2 separate regions of the Homo sapiens genome follow, and region 2 is linked to region 1. A link is a loop called in an ENCODE intact Hi-C map of the cell type or tissue named here. Cell type or tissue: PC-3. All regions are shown on one strand. Region 1 overlaps SUGCT (succinyl-CoA:glutarate-CoA transferase). Region 2 overlaps SUGCT (succinyl-CoA:glutarate-CoA transferase).

Evidence for each region. Peaks named below come from ENCODE experiments on the same cell type or tissue, not always from the same donor. Only the 100,000 strongest peaks of a DNase experiment are listed, where the experiment ranks them.
Region 2: a loop joins it to region 1, with 4 times the contacts of the local background. A loop is called at or near these places in 2 of 110 quality-filtered maps.

The regions. Positions count from the first base shown.
Region 1 is chr7:40,583,123-40,588,122 of GRCh38, reverse strand. All of the region lies in intron 12 of SUGCT (succinyl-CoA:glutarate-CoA transferase), which reads right to left. The region is part of intron 3 of LOC105375244 (a long non-coding RNA gene); the gene reads left to right. Among named protein-coding and RNA genes, the nearest start is that of SUGCT-AS1, 39 kb to the right of the region's middle. In PC-3, no CTCF peak of the experiment used is centred here; DNase peaks (open chromatin) are centred at 1,662 and 2,882.
Region 2 is chr7:40,522,560-40,527,559 of GRCh38, reverse strand. All of the region lies in intron 12 of SUGCT (succinyl-CoA:glutarate-CoA transferase), which reads right to left. Among named protein-coding and RNA genes, the nearest start is that of SUGCT-AS1, 22 kb to the left of the region's middle. In PC-3, no CTCF peak of the experiment used is centred here; no DNase peak of the experiment used is centred here.

The DNA.
Region 1 (5,000 bases):
TGAGACCAGCCTGGCCAATTGGTGAAACCCTGTCTCTACTAAAAATACAAAAATTAGCCGGGCATGGTGGCACACGCCTGTAATTCCAGCTACTCAGAAGGCTGAGGCAGGAGAATCGCCTGAGCCTGGGAGGCGGAGGTTGCCATGAGCTGTGATTGCACCACTGCACTCCAGTTTAGGCGGCAGAGTGAGACTCTGTCTGGAAAAAAAAAAAAAAAACAGAAAGAAAGAAGAAAAAGAAATATAAAAGGAGGATATAAATATATCTGTTTAAAAGATATCCATTTTACTGTTGTCTCATACAAGTGATTTATATAAGTGAAATATGAGTGAAAATGAAAATTCCATTATGTATTGAAAAATTTTAAAGCAAGCTTTAAAAGGATTGATGATTTCATATGGTAGCTATTTTCATTTAAACACAATAAAAGGAAAATGGGATAAGTCATATGACATCTTACCAATCATGTTAATTAAAACATCACTTCCTCTTTCACCTCCAACTGCTTTGCCATGGCAATGACAAATAAACACTAAATTGAATAAACATTTAATGTGTCAACTCATGTTAAATGCAAATTTAACTGCTTTAGGTACACACACACATCACTTTTATGAATTTTTAATTTCTACATCATTTTTCTATTATATGTGTTGTATATATTTATATATCTATCATAAATATGAAGACATGTTTAGACACAAGAATTTTAGAATTATTTATTTTTCAAAATAGCCTGGTTACAATAACTTAACATATTGAGAAAATAAACTTGGATCTACTTGTAAGTCTGTCTTTGTTTATCATTCAACTTTACTGATGTGCAATTTATATACAGTAAAATTCACCCCTTTTTGTTCACAGTTCTCTGAGTTTTGACAAATGTATAGTCATGTAACCACTACTACCATCAAGATACACACTATTTTCATCATGTCCCCCAAAAAATCTGTTGTGTCTCTTTATAGTTAATCCCTGCCTTTCACTGCCAGCTCCTGGCAACTCCTGAGCCTGTTTTCTGTCTCTATAATTTTGCCATTTCTAGAACGTCATACAAATGGAATATACAGTATATAGCTCTTCACCTCTGGCTTCTTTCACTTAGCATAATACATTTGTGATTCATCCATGTTGTTACATATATCTGTAGTTCTGTTACTTTTCAAATTTGTAAGTGGTATTCCATTGATTGGATGTATTCCATTATTTGTTTACTCATTTACCAGTTAAAAGACATTTAGGCTATTTCCTACTTGTAAGTCTTTCTAAACATGGCAGATCATAAGGCAGCACAGTATTGTGGTTAAAAGCTTAGGTTTTTGAGCTAGACAGATATGAGTTCCAATCTCAGGTCCAATATCAACTTGTACCTTTGAGCAAATTACTTATATTCTTCGAGTTAGAGTATTGTTGTGAAGATTAAACTAGTATGTGGCCTGTAAATTGGTAAGTGTCTGCTGTTATTATTACTACTGTCCCTAGTGCTCAAACTCTGCTCTACTTCCAGTCTTGAAACTAATCCCAAATTTAACACTGTCAATCACCTCAGAGCTTTTACTATATTCCTTACTTAAAACACCTCACCCCTTCTCTCTGCTTCCCTTCTGCAAGACCCAAGTTCCTCTTCCTCCAGGAGGACTTCTCTAACTCACAGTTCACATTTAGATTGCCATTCTGCACATTCTTAGAGCATGCATCATCCAGTCTGGCAGCCACTACTTACATGTGGCTTTATACATTTAAATTAATTACAGTTAAATAAAATTTAAATCCAGTTCCTCAGTCACAGAAGCCACACTTCAAGTGCTCAAGCAAAACGGCTAGTGGCTGCCATATTGGGCAATGAGGATATAGAATATTTTAATCATCATAGTGATTTCCATTTTAAGTTCTAAGTTAAAAACATTGCCTAACACTTAAAACTATATAATTCTATATAGAACAGGAAAAACTAATAATTAGCAGACATCGACTGAGCTCCTATTCTGTGCAAGACATTCTACCTTAAGCAATGATACAGCATCTTTTAGGGGATCTTGAACCACCTGGACAATTATATTAAAAAAATTTAAAAGAAGAAATGATTACCAAGGTCTGGCAGGTAAAAGAAAAAAAATAATAAGTCATTGAAATTTAGAAGTTGGCCAGGCACAGTGGCTCTCACCTGTAACCCTAGCACATTGGAGGCCAAGACAGATGGATTGCTTGAGCCCAGGAGTTCAAGACCAGCCTGGGCAACGTGACAAAACCCTCATCTCTACAAAAAATACAAAAATCAGCCAGGTGTGGTGGTGCACACCTGTAATCCCAGGTACTTGAGAGGCTGAGGTAAGAGAATCACCAGAACCTGGGAGGTCGGGACCACAGTGAGATATAATCACACCAATACACTCTAGCCGGGGTGCCAGAGTGAGATCCCGTCTCAAAAAACAAAACAAAAAAGTTTAGAGGCATGTGTGGTGGCTCACGCCTGAAATCCCAACACTTTAGGAGGCCAAGTGGGGTAAGATGGGTTGAGCCTAAGAGTTCAACACCAGCCAGGGAAACATATCAAGATCTCGCCTCTACAAAAAATAAAGTAATTGTCAGGGAGGCTGAAGCAGGAGGATCCACTTTGTCAAAAGATCTACAGAATCACAAAACGATGTTCTTCCTAGATTTGTCTCAAGCTAAAGGTGTCTCAAGGAAAAAGTAAGCTTTTAAAGTCCAAACCTTGAATGAGAAAATAATTGTGTTTTCAGAGAAGAAGGCAAAACAAAGACGACAACAACGAAACCTGACTGCTGGAAGACTCATTTCAGAATATACCTTAAAAAGCCACTATATGTCTCATGAATCAATCCAGATACTATATCACCCACCCCTCTGGCACAAGGTTATGACTCACTGTCTGAAACCACAATGCTTATAGAATCCTCAAACGTTCAAGGATAACTACATTTGGTTCAAGTCAGCAATAGAAAGGGAGCTCATTAAGAATTCCCCATTTTCCCCACTACAGTCCCTTACCATTAGAATCCACCTACAACTGCCAGAGCTGATGGGATCATTCCAATTTCATCTTCTCAAGGAGGATTCTGAGAACTATTGAAGGGTGAGTTTAAAGGTGAATCATCAAAGCCAGTTTAAATGTTTTGAAAAGATTAAGGCATGAAATTATCATTTACAATGCACTTGCCTTAGAAGATCCTGGTTTTCTACTTTTCCATTTACACAAGAATGTCAGGAGATCCTCCTGAGAGGAAGCAGAATGTTAAGATACCCTGGGAAGTCAGAGTCATTACTATCACTCCCAAGGCAGCTATAATGGCAGGAGAAAAGTATCCAGTGTAAATAGTTCGCCACAGTGGAGCCTTATGTTACTGTATATACAACATGGGATTTGGAACAATATCCATATGCCAATCCCAGCTCTATCACCATCTAGCTCTATCACCTCATTTAATTCCTTAGTTTCTCCTGTCATCAGTTTATTCATCTGTAAACTGGGGTAACACTGTCCTTAATTACTTTGATGGAGTGTTGTGATGGTCAAATGAGATAATGGCTGGGAAAACACTTTGCAATCTGTAGATCACTATGCACATGGGAACTATTATCTGGTCTTTTCCCCTAAAACACTGCTCCTTGGAGTTCACTTAGCCTGGGATTTTCCAACTTCACTTCTAAAAGAACATTTTTGGAGCTACTCAAATGAAGACTTAGACAAAATATGAGTATCTGTTTTCTGCTTTTTTTCTGATCCAAGGAACTTTCTTCCTTTCACAGATTTAGCTCTTTATGTCATTAACTAAATTTAAATCATGCCTAAAGACTTACTTGTTTGGCAGCACAGTTTCATATCCTGTTTGGTTTGATTTTTAAAATTCTTTTGTAAAGCACTCCAAGATGTTTGCATGAAGATCACTCAACAAATGGAAGCCTCTCTCGAATAATACACACACAAGGACACACCCACATCAATGAGAAGAAACATAATACAGACTTTTGTTAACTTGATAAAACAAGTGCTCAAAAAACAATTCCTAAAATTACATTCGACGCCACACTGTATGACCTTTTCTTGACTGAGAGAGCCTTAACCCTGAACTGACTTGGAAAGCTAAGGTAATCTGGTAGAATTCAACTCCACCAACTTATATAGAGAGATGTAAGTGTATGCTTCAACATAGACACAATATTTTCCATGAAGCAGGCATCCTGGCAAGTAAAAATTCCCTCGTGTTTCAGCATGTATCGAGAGACTAACCATCAGATCCTGAACTGGGTTACATAAGCACAATACCCTTATTGTTAGCAGCTGTGTATTGGTCAGCATTGCACAACTGACCAGGTGCATGGCAGGATGGAGTTTTGTCTTTATCCAAAGATTCAGAGTAGATGGGCTCAGGACTTGCTCTATGATGGCAATATATTAATTCCAAGCCATCAGGATTATTATAACCCATAAGATACTTTGCCAATTTATGCATATGTGGTAAAAATTAAGGCATGTAGTAGATGCCAAAAGAGCCATTGGTTTAATGTGGAAACCTTCTTTTCAATTCTGAATGTTTAAGAATTCATTTTAAATGTAATTGTCTGGATGTGAAGGTAAAATAATTGACTCAATGACACTAAATATCATCATACAATTCCAGGGAAGACATATTTAAACTACCAACGGAAAGGATATGTGATTTTCAATGATCACTTTAGGATAAAGGTATAACACTAAAAGTATTCATTAGAAAAGCCAAGGAAAGATCAATCCATACAGGAAAGAAGAGTTTCTAAAATTGAAAAAAAAAATTGAAAAATCTATCTCCCTCTATACTCAAGAAAAAACTTCAATCACTTGAAATTAACAATGAAGATTCTGACTTTTATATTGCCTTATGACAGGATTTCAAAGGCTGTTTTCTCACCTTTGCTCTTTACTTGAGTTTAAATACTTTAAAGTATATTTTCCTTTACGGATGTACCACCCCATTCAATTCATTTGTTGATTTCAAAATGA
Region 2 (5,000 bases), 61 kb after region 1:
TGTCTCCCTTTCAACACTGCCTTCTAGTCAATGTAAAAAGAAATAAACCATCCCCACATGCTCATATTTGGTGTTTACTTTTCCATCAGTCATCTAAAATGGGACACAGGAAAAGGGATGTGTCTGTCTCTGTTAGAAAGAGAAGAAAAGTGAAGGAAAAAGAATCTAATGCAACAAGAGAGTTGCCAGATTTGGAACTGATTGAAAGAGTTTTGTGTCACCAAACATTTTTCAAAGACCTATCAATCTGCAACTCTTTTTATAAACCAACCTGTAATGAGTGGTGTTTCCACACATTTTCTTCACACAGTTGCTTCTGAGTTTGGCAGTGCCTTTGATTTGAAAAAGAATTTCAAACTTTAGATGATCACACAGAACCTTTTTGGCATCATGGAAAAGAATATTTAGATCATAAAGACTTAAAGGAATGTAAGCTAGAGTTCCAAGTAGTTTAAACTTTCATTACAAAGATACTGAAAGCCACATTGCTGTGCTTACAATAAGTATGTTTATAAGCGATGCCATTTGTAACTCTAATTAAATGAGAACTGAAAAAAAAGTAAGAAAGAAAAGTATGGCTTAAAAAATTAGTATTAAGTGAAAAATTCCACCATATATCAAATAGCAAGATAGACCCGAACATCATCATAATGTTTTTATTCACATCTTCTGGCATCAAGGGAAAACCACCTTGGAAAAACCAACAAATCCTTAAAATAACAGAAAAGTGCCAGCACTAACAGTGGTATACTTAGGACTCTCTGGAAAAATTCGAAGAAAGTAGAATAATGAAATTTGTCACCTGCTGACTGGTTTCTGCTGCTTCCAAAAACAAAGAGCACAGCAGACTAGGTTCAGAATGTGCAGACAGAAGAGGAGGATTCTTAACTGTAAAGTGATTGACTCCATTATAAACAAAAATTTTCCCCCAACCAATCCCTCCCAAACCACTGGTTCTCAACGTTTGATCCCAAACAGCAGCATCAACGTCACTGGGAACGTTTAGAGATACACATTCTCAAGCCCCAACCAAGACCAACTGAATAAGAAACTCTGGGAGTGAGGTCCAGTAATCTGTGTTTTAATAAACCCTAAAGATTATTTTAATGCATATTAAAGTATGAAGTACATTGCCTTAAATGTCACAGCACGATCAGTAACAAGTAGAGAAGTCCTTGAAACTGTGAATCCTGATGGTGAAAACAGTTAACAGCTATTGAGGGCTAACTGAGCAAAGCATTCTTCATGGCATATTACTTATATTCTCCTACTTAATCCTTATGGCAACCCTATATATACCAAGTCAATGCAACTCATTCGTTTGACAGGGCACAATGAAAAGAATTAACAAAGAAAAAACAATGCTATTATGAGAAGAGTGAATTTCCTGAATGCACATCTATCAATGGCAACAGAGGCAAAAACCCTAGGAAGCCTCAAAAGAGGATTTTTGCATACCTTTAAAGCAACATTTAACAGTAAAAATCTTCATAAAACTTTTCCTGAAAGACTGACAGGTAACTGTATATTCATGAGTCAACTTCTGAATTAGTTCCATTCTTGGGAGCTGGAGTGAGTCCAGCGAGGCAGATGCACTTAATAGCCTTGGAGACAAGATGGATGGCAGATAGTGCAGCCAGATTGTCCCCAAGTCTGACCAGCACATAACGCAAACACCGTCTTCTGCACCTCTGCTCCCTTATGTAATTAATGGATATCCTTGATGTCAGTGCACAGAAAGCATAAAAGAGTTCAAAATATAAAACATGATTGTGTCTAAGTATTTAAATGACAGCTAAACCAGAAAATCAGTATCAAGCACTTCTTTTTGATCCCTTTATTTAGTTCTATAACTCTATCACTTCTTTTTCAGTAACCCAGGCTTAAAACCCTTATGCTTGTTAAGTATTCATATTTTCTCTCTCTCTCATCCAAGAAATCACCGGATCGTAAAGTTATTATGTTCAGATTCTTCTAAATGTCACTTTCTTTCCATTCCAACTTCCTTCACACTATCTCAGGCCCTCACCCTCTCATCCTAGATTACTGAACAATCTCTTAATCCTTTTCCTTTATACTTCTCATGACACCACTGTCAAATACAGACACTTTCCTCACAATGTTTTCTTGCACAAAACCCATCAATACTTCATTACTGACAGGGTCCAAACTCCTAAGACATAAATATAAACATCTTCACAGCTTGGCTACAACTTTATCTCCGGCTCTTTCCTTATGTGAACCCTACACTCCAATCACAGTTCTATATTCACTATCTTAAAAACATGTCACGAATGTTCATTCCAGTAACTCTTCTTCATCCCTCTCCAAATCTTTGGACAAACAGTGATTGATGCAAAATGCCAACGTGAGAATAGGCATTAAAGCAGAGAATAAATTAAAGCTTGCTTACTCTCCAGGATTTAATTATAGATCAGTGCCTCTAATTTCATTATTCTGTTATATTGAATTTACAACTGTTAGGACAAAATAATGAATGTTTAACAGTTTAACAAAGGTCTTTGCTTAACCTGTATAGAAGCATTTGAATTAAATATTGAGCTAGTGCTATTCCAGAAGCCAAAGATAAACATATTAATGAAGGAAAAAGGCTTCTGCCCCAGAGGCTCACAGTGTAGGGGTGAAGTACACATGCCCCTCCACTCTCTACCACACCACCACCTTGGTCATCCTTCCTGGGACACAGCCACAAATCATTGCTGAAAGAATAGGAATTCCTCTTTGCATTTATGAAACAGCCCTCCAACTACCAAAGCTTCTCAATTGAATCCTTCAAATGTAACTATTAAAAAACTACGGAAGCCAATAATGTGACAATATCCTACAAATAGAACTAATCCCATAGAAATCTGAACTAATCCCTTAAAATTTCTGAAAGAAACAGAAAGAAATTTTAACAGAATTCTTATAATTATAATCAATAAAGCTGAAGAAATACAGCATTCCCTTAAAAACAATGTTCAGAAAAAAGCAAAGAAGAAGAGGAGGAAGAACAGAAAGAATTGGAGGGAGACAAATAATTAACATTTCTGGAAATTAAAAGCATTGTGGTCAAATGTTTTTAAAAATAAATACACGAGCAAACTAGCAAGATGGATGAGAATAAAGATTCAATTAATGATTTGGAAGATCATAAGAAATCACTTAGGACTAAAAGTAGGTCCTAGCAAACACAAGATGTCCTAGCAAAAAGACATCAGATATATGGCATATTTAAAAAACAGGCATTCTTTGCCAACAATCTGATGTCCAGCAAAACATTTGGGAAATTATTAAAATAAATATGAGTTTACTAAGCCAGTTGGAAACAATATCAACATATAAAATCAGTAGCTAGCAATCACAAATTAGAAAATAAAACTCTTAAAGATCTCATTCGGAAAACAAATAATACTAATAAACTAACTAAGGACAAGGGTAAAGTAAATGTGCAAAACATTTTTTTTAACTGCCAACCTTACCATAAACGTAAGAAGGCTTAAATCCTAGAGAAATACCATGCTACTATAGAAAGATTCAATATTATGAAACTATAAATTTGCCCCCAAATTAATCTATGAATTAGATGAAATCCTCTCATGTGATTCTAAAATCTATATATAATAGATCCATGAAATCAGCAAGAACATTTGTTTTAAAAGAAAAAAATTGAGAGAAAATTTGGCCTACTACTGTACTATGTAGCCACAGTAGTTAAAAACTAGCAAGAAATTACTCCAGAAATATATAGACTGGTTAGTAAACAGAACAAAAAGTCCAGCAAACAATCCATGCATGCATGGGATTTATCTTGATAATGATTTTCTCCTTTACTAGGATTCTCAGAGCTCTTTTTCAACTAGGCCATAAGCCAAGGAATGTGGGCAGTTTTTAGAAGGTGGAAAAGGCAAAGAAGTAGATCCTCCCCTAGAACCTTCAATGGGACCTTAACATTGTCAACATCATGATTTTAGCCCGGTGAGACCTATTTTAGACTTCAGATATCCAGAACTAGAATAAATTTGTGTTAGTTTAAGCCACTATGTGGAAGTTTTTTCTAGCAATCATAGAAAACTAATAAAATCAGACACTCATCAGGTTATAAAAATACTAAGATATCCTCTTGCCTTTGACATCATAGTCTTTTCCATGGAGAAAACAGGTACATTTACATATTAAAATTCTTAAGATAGATATTAAATGTCAAGCCATAAGACTTTCTAATTATTTGAATTATACATAATTTCATTGTATCTGCTGATAGTCTGGCTTCATAAATCTTTAGATATCATAAATGCCTGCATGTTAGATAAAATTCATTTGGGGGATTTTGATATAAGAAATAATAATATCCACTAATATCCAATAATATCATATAAAAAAGAATAATATCCACCAATATTCTTGGTTGAAAGGGACTTACCACTTTTCCCTAAATATCTCAGTCTTTGCTATAAGGACTTTCTTCATGTCTTTCTTAATTCCATTGACACTATCGTAAAATTACCTGTTAATAATATATGAATCAAAAGGGATATTCACTTCCCATATTTTGTCAGCTTCATTCAATAATTTGGCAAACATTAATTACATATTATAAAGCTTTTATGCATAAAATGTATTTTTTGTAACAGACTGAATTCTAAAATTTTTTGGAAAGTTAGCAAAATATTTGTCAGTTGAAATTTCTTAAGAGCCTCACCTATAATAGCAGCGTGAAACCCTCAACAAGAGGCAGAAAATGACTTGTCAATATGCACATGGGACAAACATTTTGTATTATATCTGCAATTTGTGGGTTATTCGTATAGCAACTGCAAACAGGTCTACTCAACAGTTAAAACTAAGAGGAAAAAGAAGAACTCAGTCTAGCTACTGCCTGGATGGAAAATCTAAAATATTTATGAGATGTTTTCCTTTATTATACATTACATATTTCCTACAAAATTTTTTCTCCAAATTAACATTTCTTTCTTGCACATTCAATATCAGGATGGGTC